Linked DNA regions of Mus musculus: all the other regions are linked to region 1. The links are chromatin contacts, found by Hi-C or POLR2A ChIA-PET in ENCODE. All regions are on one chromosome and are shown on one strand. The core of a region is the stretch at or near the end of the contact, and the rest is flanking DNA. Distances in the headings are between cores, read along the strand shown.

What was found. A loop is a pair of places that touch in the nucleus more often than their neighbours do. ChIA-PET counts read pairs that join two places held with the same protein, here RNA polymerase II (POLR2A).
Region 2: POLR2A ChIA-PET joins it to region 1 with 10 read pairs in Patski. The contact joins the promoter of Toe1 here to the promoter of Btbd19 in region 1. POLR2A ChIA-PET finds 5 or more read pairs at or near these places in 2 of 5 experiments (Patski and embryonic stem cell).
Region 3: a map of regulatory T cell shows a loop between it and region 1 (4-fold over the local background). The contact joins the promoter of Nasp here to the promoter of Btbd19 in region 1. A Hi-C loop is called at or near these places in 1 of 37 maps with a recorded cell type or tissue (regulatory T cell). POLR2A ChIA-PET finds 5 or more read pairs at or near these places in 1 of 5 experiments (embryonic stem cell).

The regions. Positions count from the first base shown.
Region 1 is chr4:117,124,162-117,127,555 of GRCm38, forward strand. It overlaps Btbd19 (BTB (POZ) domain containing 19), which reads right to left and starts at 1,497. Exons shown (of 8, transcript NM_001384196.1): 1 at 1,168-1,497. The coding sequence starts at 1,253. Tctex1d4 (Tctex1 domain containing 4) reads left to right here and starts at 2,652. Exons shown (of 4, transcript NM_175030.2): 1 at 2,652-2,697; 2 at 2,821-2,927; 3 at 3,115-3,183.
Region 2 is chr4:116,805,636-116,809,019 of GRCm38, forward strand. Toe1 (target of EGR1, member 1 (nuclear)) reads right to left here and starts at 1,924. Exons shown (of 8, transcript NM_026654.2): 1 at 1,833-1,924; 2 at 982-1,124; 3 at 851-891; 4 at 624-720; 5 at 350-508; 6 at 1-110. The coding sequence starts at 1,884. It overlaps Mutyh (mutY DNA glycosylase), which reads left to right and starts at 2,099. Exons shown (of 16, transcript NM_133250.2): 1 at 2,099-2,136.
Region 3 is chr4:116,625,902-116,629,550 of GRCm38, forward strand. Nasp (nuclear autoantigenic sperm protein (histone-binding)) reads right to left here and starts at 2,050. Exons shown (of 16, transcript NM_016777.3): 1 at 1,989-2,050; 2 at 1,431-1,528. The coding sequence starts at 1,489.

The DNA.
Region 1 (3,394 bases), core at 247-2,746:
AGGGGAGGGGATCTCAGACCTAGATCACACTGTTGGCTTTACCTCTGTCACACTAGGGCTTCTTTTTGTGTGAGGTCAAAGCCTACATCTGGAAGACACAAGCCTGTGCTCTAGTCTCAGTTCCACTCGGTGACTTTATATCTTTGACTCTAAGACTTTTCAGCCATGATGGCAGGTCTCAAGGGAGTGGACTATGCTTGGTTCACAGGGGGCGGGGGGATGGGGGGGTAGGGGGATAGCAGAGCTCATGCAAGCCAGGTTGATGTCTCCCCAGTCTGAATCTTGGGGGAGAGGACACTCCTCTTGGGACGCCTTCACCAAATGCCAACTCAGCATTTTTACCCTTCTTCCTGTGGGAGGGTGTGAGGATGTGGGGTACAGAGCACACTGACTGCAGACAGACATGACAGTGATCACCATCATGAGGTGAGACCACATTTTCCATCTTCATAATCACTTCCGGCCCCAGCCTCTGTGTTAAGTAGGGGTAGGAGGCAGCAGCGAGCGCTTCAGCTTCCAAAGCCTCCTGCCTAAGGCTCCACTCTTCAGGCCAGACTGTGGCACCCTGTCCTCAAAAAACCGAGAATTATGGCAGTCTTAACCCTGGGGAGCAGGGCAGCCTCTGAGAGTCTGGGGATGGGAAACAGAGTTCTTGTCTCCCATGACCAGCCCTGCCCCCAGTGAACTCTATTCCTGGTTTCAGACAGCACTAGTCTCTTGGGCAAGCAGTGGGTGGTCGGAAACCTTGAACTACTTCCTGTCTGGGTCTCCGGCTCGATCCTTTGGGCTTCGTTCCTCTTATGAATCGCTAGAGCCATCCATACCTCTGTCTCTTCAAGATAAGACGTTCCAGTGCTCAGTCGAAAGCCCAATGGGGGTGAATCAAATCATAACCCATCTTTCAGGGCCGAGGGGGTGGAGGAGAAGCCAGAGAACTCAGGCATTGCCTGAGTTCACACAGCTGCCCTCCCTTCTATCTGCCACTACCCCCGCCTCTGACTCTCAGGGTAGTGTGGCCACAGACAAGTAAATTTCCTCTATAGCTGACTTCCTCACAGACTGAGTTCCCCAGGGAGGCCAAGTGTTCTTTCCCGGGCTTCCTTGCCCTTAGCCTCCTCAAATTCACAGGCCAGCTAGGGAAAACCCCCCAGGGGGCCACTGCCTCACCTGTACTGGGGGTTGTTGATGAGGCTTCGAAGTGCTGTGGAAAAGGGTGCAGCCTGCCCACGTACCACCAGTCCTGGGTTCTCCATAAGTGCAGTGGGCAGTAGGTTAAAGGGTGGAACAGTCTAGAAGGCCTAGCCAGGCCAAGAAAGACCTGAGAGGGAGGGCAGGAGCTGGAGGCCTGTTTGCCGAGGAGCTAAAATATAGGAGCAGAAAGGCCCAGGTCCTTAAAGAAGGCCTGAGGTTCAGGAAAGGGATGCAGATGCAGACAGGACCCAGAGAAGAAGCTGGGGCTAGAAAGGCCTATGATCCCGGGAGAGGCTGGTGGTGGATGAGGCCCAGGTTGGGAATCTGCCCAGGCAGCAGCTGGGTGGGAAGCCTGTGGGTTTCCATAGAAACTGGAGCTGAGCCTGAGGAGGCCCCGCCCATCTCCCTATACGCCCAGGGGGGGAAAAAAATCAGCAGTAGAAGGGCCCTAAGATGAGTCTGAGGGCCCTAGTGCTGGCTGGCTCCCCGCCTACACTGAGTTCAGAATCCAAGGCCTCTGCTTTTCTAATCCCTTCCCACGGCTGCATTTTAGAAACACCCGAGACATCACCCCATCAGGGAAAATTCTCAAACCTAAGTGTGGTTTTCAAGGCTCAGACTTAGCTTGCCTGGGAGGGGGCAGCCCCACACCTCCCAGAGCAGGGGAGGTGAGGTGTCAGTTCTAACAGGAGTAGCGCAGCCTCTGGCAGCCCCGAAAAGCAATCCCCCTAAGGAAAGAGGTGCTGCCTACAGGTCCCAGACACGTGAGTAGGTCAGCAAAGGTTAAGAAACCGGACTTAGAATCACTGAGTCATGGCCATGCCAGGCCTGGGTCCTTCCCGCTGAACCAATAGGCCTCCCTTCAGCACATAGCTCTGAACTAAGGAAGTCATCCAAGCCCCACCCTGCCCTGAAGCGGAAATGTTTGTCCTTGTTGAGGCTGCTGGGGAGAATGCTGAACCATGACGTGCTCTTTCCTGTGAGCCCAGATACTAAATTCCTAAGAAGCTGCCCCCGCAATCTCAAGGTTTTAGCATATCCCAGCCCCCCCCCCCCCCCGTGACTTATTCACAGATGGCCAGGCCAGATCCAGTGGCCCCCTGGTGGGTTTTCCTCTCGTGGACCTGTGAATTAGAGGAGGCTAGCTAAGGGTGAAGAGGCAGGGAGAGATTCATATGAAATAGTGGCTCTGAAACTAGGACCTTTCTGAACAGTGCACCTCTCTCGGCACCGGCTCCCTTAGCCTGTGATGCCCTAGAACTCCAAGCCCCCGTGGACCCTCTCTCCCTGGTAACTCAGAGCGCCCCTCCTTTCTGCAGGTGCCCATAGCAGGAACACTTAGGTTATTCCAGAGTTTGGCCAGGGGAAGGATTTCTGGGAGGGAGAGGTGTGCTTGCCACAGCCCCATGGTAACTGCACAACACAAGCCTTCCTCGCCCACAGGCCTGTCAGGCCAGCTCAGTGAAGACTGTGGGGCCAGCAGAGCTTGGAGGCCAAAGGCTGCAGGTGAGTCAGATGCCTGCGGGAGTTTCAGGGGAAGAGGGCATCCGTCTCATAGGTGATTCCGAAGGAGTTAGAGACCCAAGCAGGACGATGGAAGTTGCTTCTCCCCATGTCTCCCACCTCCAGATGCAGCCGGTGGAGAGGGAGAAAAGTCCCACCGTACACAGAGCAGGGAAGATGATTAAGTTCTCTACCTCTGAGGCTACAGAGAGCTGTGGGAGTGATGGAGTCGGGTCTGTCCCTTCTGGCTATTGAAGAAACCCAGAAACCAGCTTCATGTCCCCATTCTGCTGATGAAGTCAAGTGGGAGGAGAAAGGGGAAGTGGATCTAGCCTCCTGTGACCAAGGGAAAGGAACACTGGGTAGAGGTTCCATGACCATAGACTAAGCAGCCCCTTTCCTTGCTTGTGTCTCTCACAGCTCTTAACCGGCTCTAAGCACCTAGTAGGCACACAGCCCCAATCTGACCTACTTGTTCCAAACGTACAGGTAAGAAAGGGCTATGGAGTGGCTATAGACAAGGTATATATGCCTATAGTCTCCTAGGGAGACAGTGAATGTAGTCATGCCTATAATCCCACCATTCCGGAGTTGGAGGCAGGGAGATGGAGTTCAAGGCCAGCCTCAGGTACATAAAAGAGTTGACAACAGCCTTTGATCGCAGCACTCAGGAAGCAGAAAACAGATGGATCTTGATGAG
Region 2 (3,384 bases), core at 674-3,173, 320 kb before region 1:
TGGTACAGGAACACCAAGTCTATAAGGCCATTATGTAGCACCAGGGGCCGTCGGGCCCGAATCAGTTCAAGGAACAGCGTCCGTACCGACTGGCTCTGGCTCTCATCTCCCTAGGTGGAAGGGGAAGGACAACGATGCCCAGTCAGCACCCAGTCAGCACACTTAACCAGGTTTCCCACTGGGGAAGCACCGCCTCATTATCTAACCCCGCCCTGCCCCTTCCACAAAGGTCTTGTTTCTCGAGCCTTGTCACACACATGTCCCCCACCCCCCACCCCCCAGGCCTATGCAAGCAAGAAATAAACCACACGGGACTCGAACTCAAGGCCAGAGGAAGCTGGAGAGCTACCTTGTCATTGCCCTTATGGTAGGGGATACCCTGGGCGTACTGCCGGTTGAAGTTGAAGCCATGCTGTACCAGGAACTGCACAGACTTCGGTTCTATAACGTACTCCTCTATGCATAGCAGGGTGAGATTGAACACTTGAGCCAAGTAAGAATTTTCACCCTGAAAAACATGAGGATCTACTTTACCAAAAACTGGGAGGAAAAATTTCCACCATTAAGATCTCAACTCTCAGGCCCCATGCCTCCCTCAGACCTGGGATGAAGGTAATTCCTACCTTATCTGGTTGCTGCCTGAAGCAGGCGAGGCCCAGGGACAGGACAGAACGGGTCCTGGCAGCATGACACACGGCCTTGTAACGTTCCTCAATGCACCTTAGAGTTGGGTTTGGGCATGAGTTAGTTTCACAAAGAACCCAAACTACCAGGGCTGGCAGTCCCTAGCTTCTGGGTTGAGACCTACATATTTGTTAGAGCTGGGATCACAGGCAAGGCTTATACTTACTGGTTCAGCAAACTCTTCCTATCCCCGAGCCCACTCAGCTCCTATGGGTGGGTAAAGGAAGTGTGGTTATTTTCCACACCCATCACCAAACACTTCACAGCCACCTGCCCTCCCTTCCTCCCACTCCTCACCGTGTCCACAGCCACAAAGCTAGCTGTCTTTAAGGCTAGCAAGAGTGATGGCCATATCTCCTTGAAGTTGTCACTCTGCACGTCTACCACAGGAACCCGAACCACAAACTCCTCTGCAGGTTGTGTGTTTTTGTTGACACCACCTGGGGATAAGGGCGTTGATGGATTTAGATGGTTTCACAAGGTCCCTGTGGAGCAAACACCAAGCTAGATGTGGGCAAAGGGGTGCCCACTGACAAGCTTTCACTTAAAGATTTTACATCTACCAGCTCTAAACACAAGCTCTGAAATGGGCAGTGCCCTAAATTTGGAAAAAGGGCATCTGTGTCTTTTAGTGCCTTTATGTGGGACTGGGAAATCATTTCTTTTTTGCATCATGATCAGGAGAAAAGTGGACTAGATAACCTTTGAGGATTCTTTATCCTCCAGCCTGTAATCCCAGGACTAGGGAGCATTAGGCTGAAGGACCACGAGTTCAAGGCTAGCCTACAGAGCATGCTCCTATCTCAAACACAAACCGATCCCATAAAGCCACATATACATGATGCCTCAACAGCTACCGGAGTGCTCCAAAGTTAAACCCAAGCTCCACTTACTGTGGACGACTACGCACTCTGGTATTACCGACTGACAACCACCGGCTCCGTCCAAAACACACCACCCATCCCACCTCACTGCTCCACTCTACAACAGTTCGGGTTTTGCAGTTGCACGCGCTGCACACTGGGAGTTGTAGTCTAAGATAGCTGAGGCAAGAAGAACTACAGGCCTGTCTCCGAGCTACCGGGCCGAGGCTTTTCCCTCCCCAGGACCCCTTAGGCTTCTGTGGCCATCCCTGGGGAGCCGCTCACCGTCAGAGGGCGTTGGAACTGGAGGCACATCATCGTCACTGTCCGCGGCCATGACGCCCCTCGCCAGCCTTCTGGAGGTACGCAGAGACTTCCGCTTCGTCTCCAGAAGCGACACGGATCTAGGATGGGGCGGGGTCTCGGCGTCTGGGTCCCGTAGGGTCAACTTCCGTTCCGAGTGGTCGGGCGGGGTGCGGAGCGTGGGCCTTGCGCGCGCTGAGTGTCTATTGGCTGGACGGTCCTACTGACCGAAGCCACGCCCCCTTCGGGGTTTCTTGGGAGCGGCCGGTCGGAGACTGCGCAGGAGGTAATCTGTGCTTTCATTTGTGGTGGCGGGAACGTGGAATCTTAAAATTACAGCCGATCGTTTCACTTACACAAACTCAGGGTTGGCATGGGCAGCGCAGGCTTCTCGGCGCTGGGTTGGGGAAAGAATGCCTCCTGCGCTGAGCTAAAGCAAGCCTAGGAGTTCGGGAGAGAGGGGTGCACGGCCGAGTAAAGGGGTCCTGAGCATGGACACAAGTCCAGAAAGATAAGGAAGTGAGAGGGAAGCGTTCTACAGGACACAGGTAGATAAGTGGTAAAATGACCAGGAACGTTTTAAAGATAATTCACCCAAGTATTAATGTGCACTTGAGTTAAGGTTTTGGTAGGTCTTAATTTGACCTGTAGGTGGTAACAATGTCGGAATTCAGTCCCATCCTAGGAAGTGTTCTCTAGCTCCACCGACCTAGATTTCTCCTTATCTTAAAAGATAAAAGGCTTCAAACTTATCTTTAAAAATTCAGGCTGGGTGGGATGGTGCCTGACAATAATCTCATCCTTCAGGAGGCAGAGGCAGGCGGATCTCTGAGTTCAAGGCCAGCCTGGTGTACTGAGTGAGCTCCAGGGCTGCACAGAGAAACTCTCGTCTCTATAAAACAAAACAAAAAGCAATCTCCACACCTGGAGTGCTGGGTTATAGGTGTGCACAACCACTCTAGTTTGACTTTTTTTTTTTTTTTTTTTTTTGGTTTTTCGAGACAGGGTTTCTCTGTATAGTCCTGGCTGTCCTGGAACTCACTTTGTAGACCAGGCTGGCCTCAAACTCAGAAATCCACCTGCCTCTGCCTCCTGAGTGCTGGGATTAAAGGCGTGCGCCACCACGCCCGGCTAGTTTGACTTTTTAAAAAAGATTTGTAGTGGGCGATGGTGGCGCACGCCTTTAGCCCCAGCACTTTGGGAGGCAGAGGCAGGCGGATTAGGTGGGTTTCTGAGTTCGAGGCCAGCCTGGTCTACAAAGTGAGTTCCAGGACAGCCAGAACTACACAGAGAAACCCGTCTCCAAAAAACAAAAACAAAAAAGGTTTGTTACTATTTTTAATTCCGTGTATGATTTCTGCGTGGGTCCGTGTGTGTGAGTGCAGTCGGATCCCACCCTCCAACACAGATCTCACAGCCCTCTAATCCCCCTGGCCGTAGCCTAGGGCTGATATCACAGCTGGTTTATGAGCAGTCCAATATGGATGCTATGATCAAAACTCATGAGCCCCCACTGTGCAGCCACGTGGGATCC
Region 3 (3,649 bases), core at 800-3,299, 500 kb before region 1:
AGTTTGGAAATCTGAGGAGATGCTAGGCATTCCCAAACTGTAAAGTACTGGAAGGAAAGGGATCCCCAACGTAATACAAGCAGCTGTTCAGAAAGCACCAGAAATGGAGTTTCTACCGAATTCCTAAACTTAATCTACTCTGGCCCTAAAAATATCAATGAAGAGGACCTAGGAAAGTGGAATCTGAGGGTAAAACTGCACTTTCCCAAATGGTTGAGTGGTTAGAGACCCACTGATTTTCAAGAACCCACTAGGAAAGGAACCAAAAGGTGATAGGGTAAACTGTACGGAGTGAAACGTCATCTAAAACATAAACCTATAGAAAAACCAATCAAATATCTCACAGACACCTTTACTTTTACCCAAGGCAAAACTTGGTTAAAAAAAAAAAAAATGCTCAAGGGACAGAAAAAAATAGAATCCAGGACCTAAAAAAGGCAAGGTAAACTGGAAAATCGAACCTGTATGGAAAATAACTTCTTTCCTCGAACTGATGAATGCTTCTGTGCATATGGGAGAGATCAAGTTAGATTAGCACTTTAAAGCTCTCAAATCAAGCATTCCTCCTTTGGGGTCCTTTCGCTTAGCAAACTCATCTAGCAAGTAAACACTAGACTGATAGCTACATACAGCCTTTACCGAAGACACTACGCAAGTAAAGTGTCCCTTGAAGCAACAAAATCCCCGTCCCACATACCGAAAACCTAACGAATCAAGACACTTCTCCGCAAAGGTTAAGAGTTACAAAGCTTCAGTCCCGTAGCCACCCTCAAGATTACTGTAAACCTGGTAGTGAGTATATAATAAAATTCATTGCGCCCCACCGACCCGGCAAAAGCAGCATCCACTCCAAACAATGGAGTTTTCCCGCCTCCTACAGGCCCCGCCCACTCCTAAGAGCCAAAACTACGACGATCAGCGTGCAAAGCCCCGCCCTCTGAGAGGCCCCACCCACCCGCGTCCCCTGTTCCAAGCCTCCATCCTCGTGTGGGTTTTTTTTTTTTTTTTTTTTTTTTGGCGCCAAATCTGTTGGCCAATTTCTCGGTACGTCTACAGACTCTCTACAGAGACGCACCCTAGGAGTGCGCGATCAGGAGGGGCTCAAGGACCGACTGGAGCCGGGCCCCGCCTACCTACCGGCAACCTCGGGCAAGGGGTGGAAAAAAGGGGCCGGCGATGGAGCCAGCCACCGCTGCCCCCGGCAAGATGGCGGCCGTGAAAAGCCGGGCAGGGGGCGCCAGCCACCCGCCGTTACCGCTGGCGCGCCAGCTCTTCGCAAGTAGGGCTTCTCCACAGAGCAACCCTCTCCGCACGGCCGCCGTTGTTCCGGGGAAGGCAGCTGTCCCACCCACCAGCCCGTCCCGCCCGGGAAGCCAAGTCCCCGGACTCTCCCTGAGGACTGGCCTCAAGCTCGCCACAGTCCCGCTTACTTGTCAGCGGAAACCAGCTCCGCGGCGATGGCAGCAGCGGCTGTAGACTCTGTGGCCATCGTTCCCCTGAGGTGGTGGGCCAGTGGGCAGAACACTGCCTGCGAAGAAAACCAGAGAATTCCGGACAGCAGAGACTCACTCAGGTAGAGAAAATGGCAGATTGGAGACCCCGCGCGGTTGAGGCCCTCTTATATACCAGGTCCCTTGTCCCGCCCATCCACTTCCGGATCCTCCCCCCTCGGATTTAAAGGACTAGGACTCAACACCTTTCTGTCACAAGGACACAGCCCTGTATCCCTTCCCGTTTGGGTATCTTCCCGCCCTAGCCCGTTTTTCCTTAAAAAAAGAAAAAAAGAAAAAGAAAGTAAGATAGAAAGGAAAAAGAAAACAAAAATCAAACAATTTCCTGCTTCTGTGGCTAGTCGTGATAGAAGCAAAATCTCAGTACTACAACTTCTGAATGGGAGCCAGCCTAGAGATTCCACAATTAAGTGGAGCCAGTGAGTCTCTGCGACTGTGGAAAAAGTAGTCCCGAAGGTGTCTTTCTGACGGGGATACCCGAGAAGGTGACAGGTATTCCCTATGTCCTCTCAGTCTTAACGGATGGAAACGCAAGAGCTGAGCACGAGTACAGCAGCAACGGCTAGAACTGACCAGACAGACGCGTGGCTCTGGGCCTCAGCAACTACTGACGAAACAAGATGCTGCTCTAGGATTGGCTACAGATAAAACTATCGCGCTTGATTCAAAACTCTTAGAGGGGCAAAGGGATGCGGGTGTTTAGATCCACCGCCTTTGACTGATCCAATCCGTTGCTGCCATCATCTTACTTTACCCACGTCCAAGTTGTTAAGTTAAATCCTGTACTTAAAACACTTTAAATATTTTAGCTGTCTCTCTTTTTTTTTCTTTCATATATATTAGGTAGGGACTTACAGTCTATCCCTGGCTAGCCTGAAACTTGCTATTTAGACCCACTGATCTCTAACCCACAGACATCTGCCTGCCTGTGATTGCGAGGGCTGGGATTACAGGTGAGCAGCACCACACACGCCTTCTTTTACAACCTTTTGTAACTCCAGTTCAAGGGCATTCAATCAATGCCTTCCTGTGACCACCAGAGCCACTAGGCACACACATGGTACACATTTATGTATGCAGATACACTCATACACATTAAATAAAAGTAAATGTGGCTGGAAAATTCGCTAGGAGGTTAGGAGCACTTGTTATTCTTGCAAAGGATCCTGTTTCAATTCCCAGCACCCACAAGGCGCCTCACCACTTCGTTAAGCTCCAGGCATGCATATGGTGCACAGACATGGATGTAGGTAAAGCATTTATTCACACAAAATGAAAAAAAAAAAAAAGAACTAAAAATGGATAAATAGAAATAAGTGGGTTCCTTTAAAAAATAACTTGGGGGGGGCTGGTGAGATGGCTCAGTGGGTAAGAGCACCCGACTGCTCTTCCAAAGGTCTGAAGTTCAAATCCCAGCAACCACATGGTGGCTCACAACCATCTGTAACAAGATCTGACGCCCTCTTCTGGAGTGTCTGAAGACAGCTACAGTGTACTTACATATAATAAATAAATAAATCTTAAAAAAAAAATAACTTGGGTATGATGGCACACACCTTTATAATTTATTTAGTTGTATTTCATGTACATTGGTATCTTGTCTGCATGTATGTCTGTGTAAGGGTGTCTGAACCCTTGGAACAAGAACTACAGATAGTTTGTTCCTCTCCAAGAATAGCCAGTGCTCTTTAACCGGTGAGCCATCTCTCCAGTCCTAGCACACACCTTTAATCTCAGCACTCAGGAGGCAGACTGGTCTCCCTGGATTTGAACCCAGAATGTTTTACAGAGCTAGTTCTAAGACAGCACACCTGTTTCAGCACTCCAAAGGCAGAAGCTGTTGAGGCAACCTAATCTATGTAAGGAATTCCAACACAGCCAAGGCTTCATAGTGAGATCTTGTTTCCAAAAAAAAAAAAAAATTTTGTCCGGCAGTGGTGGCACATGCCTTTAGTCCCAGCACTTGGGAGTTCGAAGCCAGCCTGGTCTACAGAGTGAGTTCCAGGACAGCCAGGGCCACACAGAGAAACCCCTGTCTCAGAAAAACAAAACAAAACAACAACAACAAAAAAAAACCCACAAACTTTGATCTTTTAAATTATGTATACAAATATAGATTTGTGATTGTGAGTTGAAAT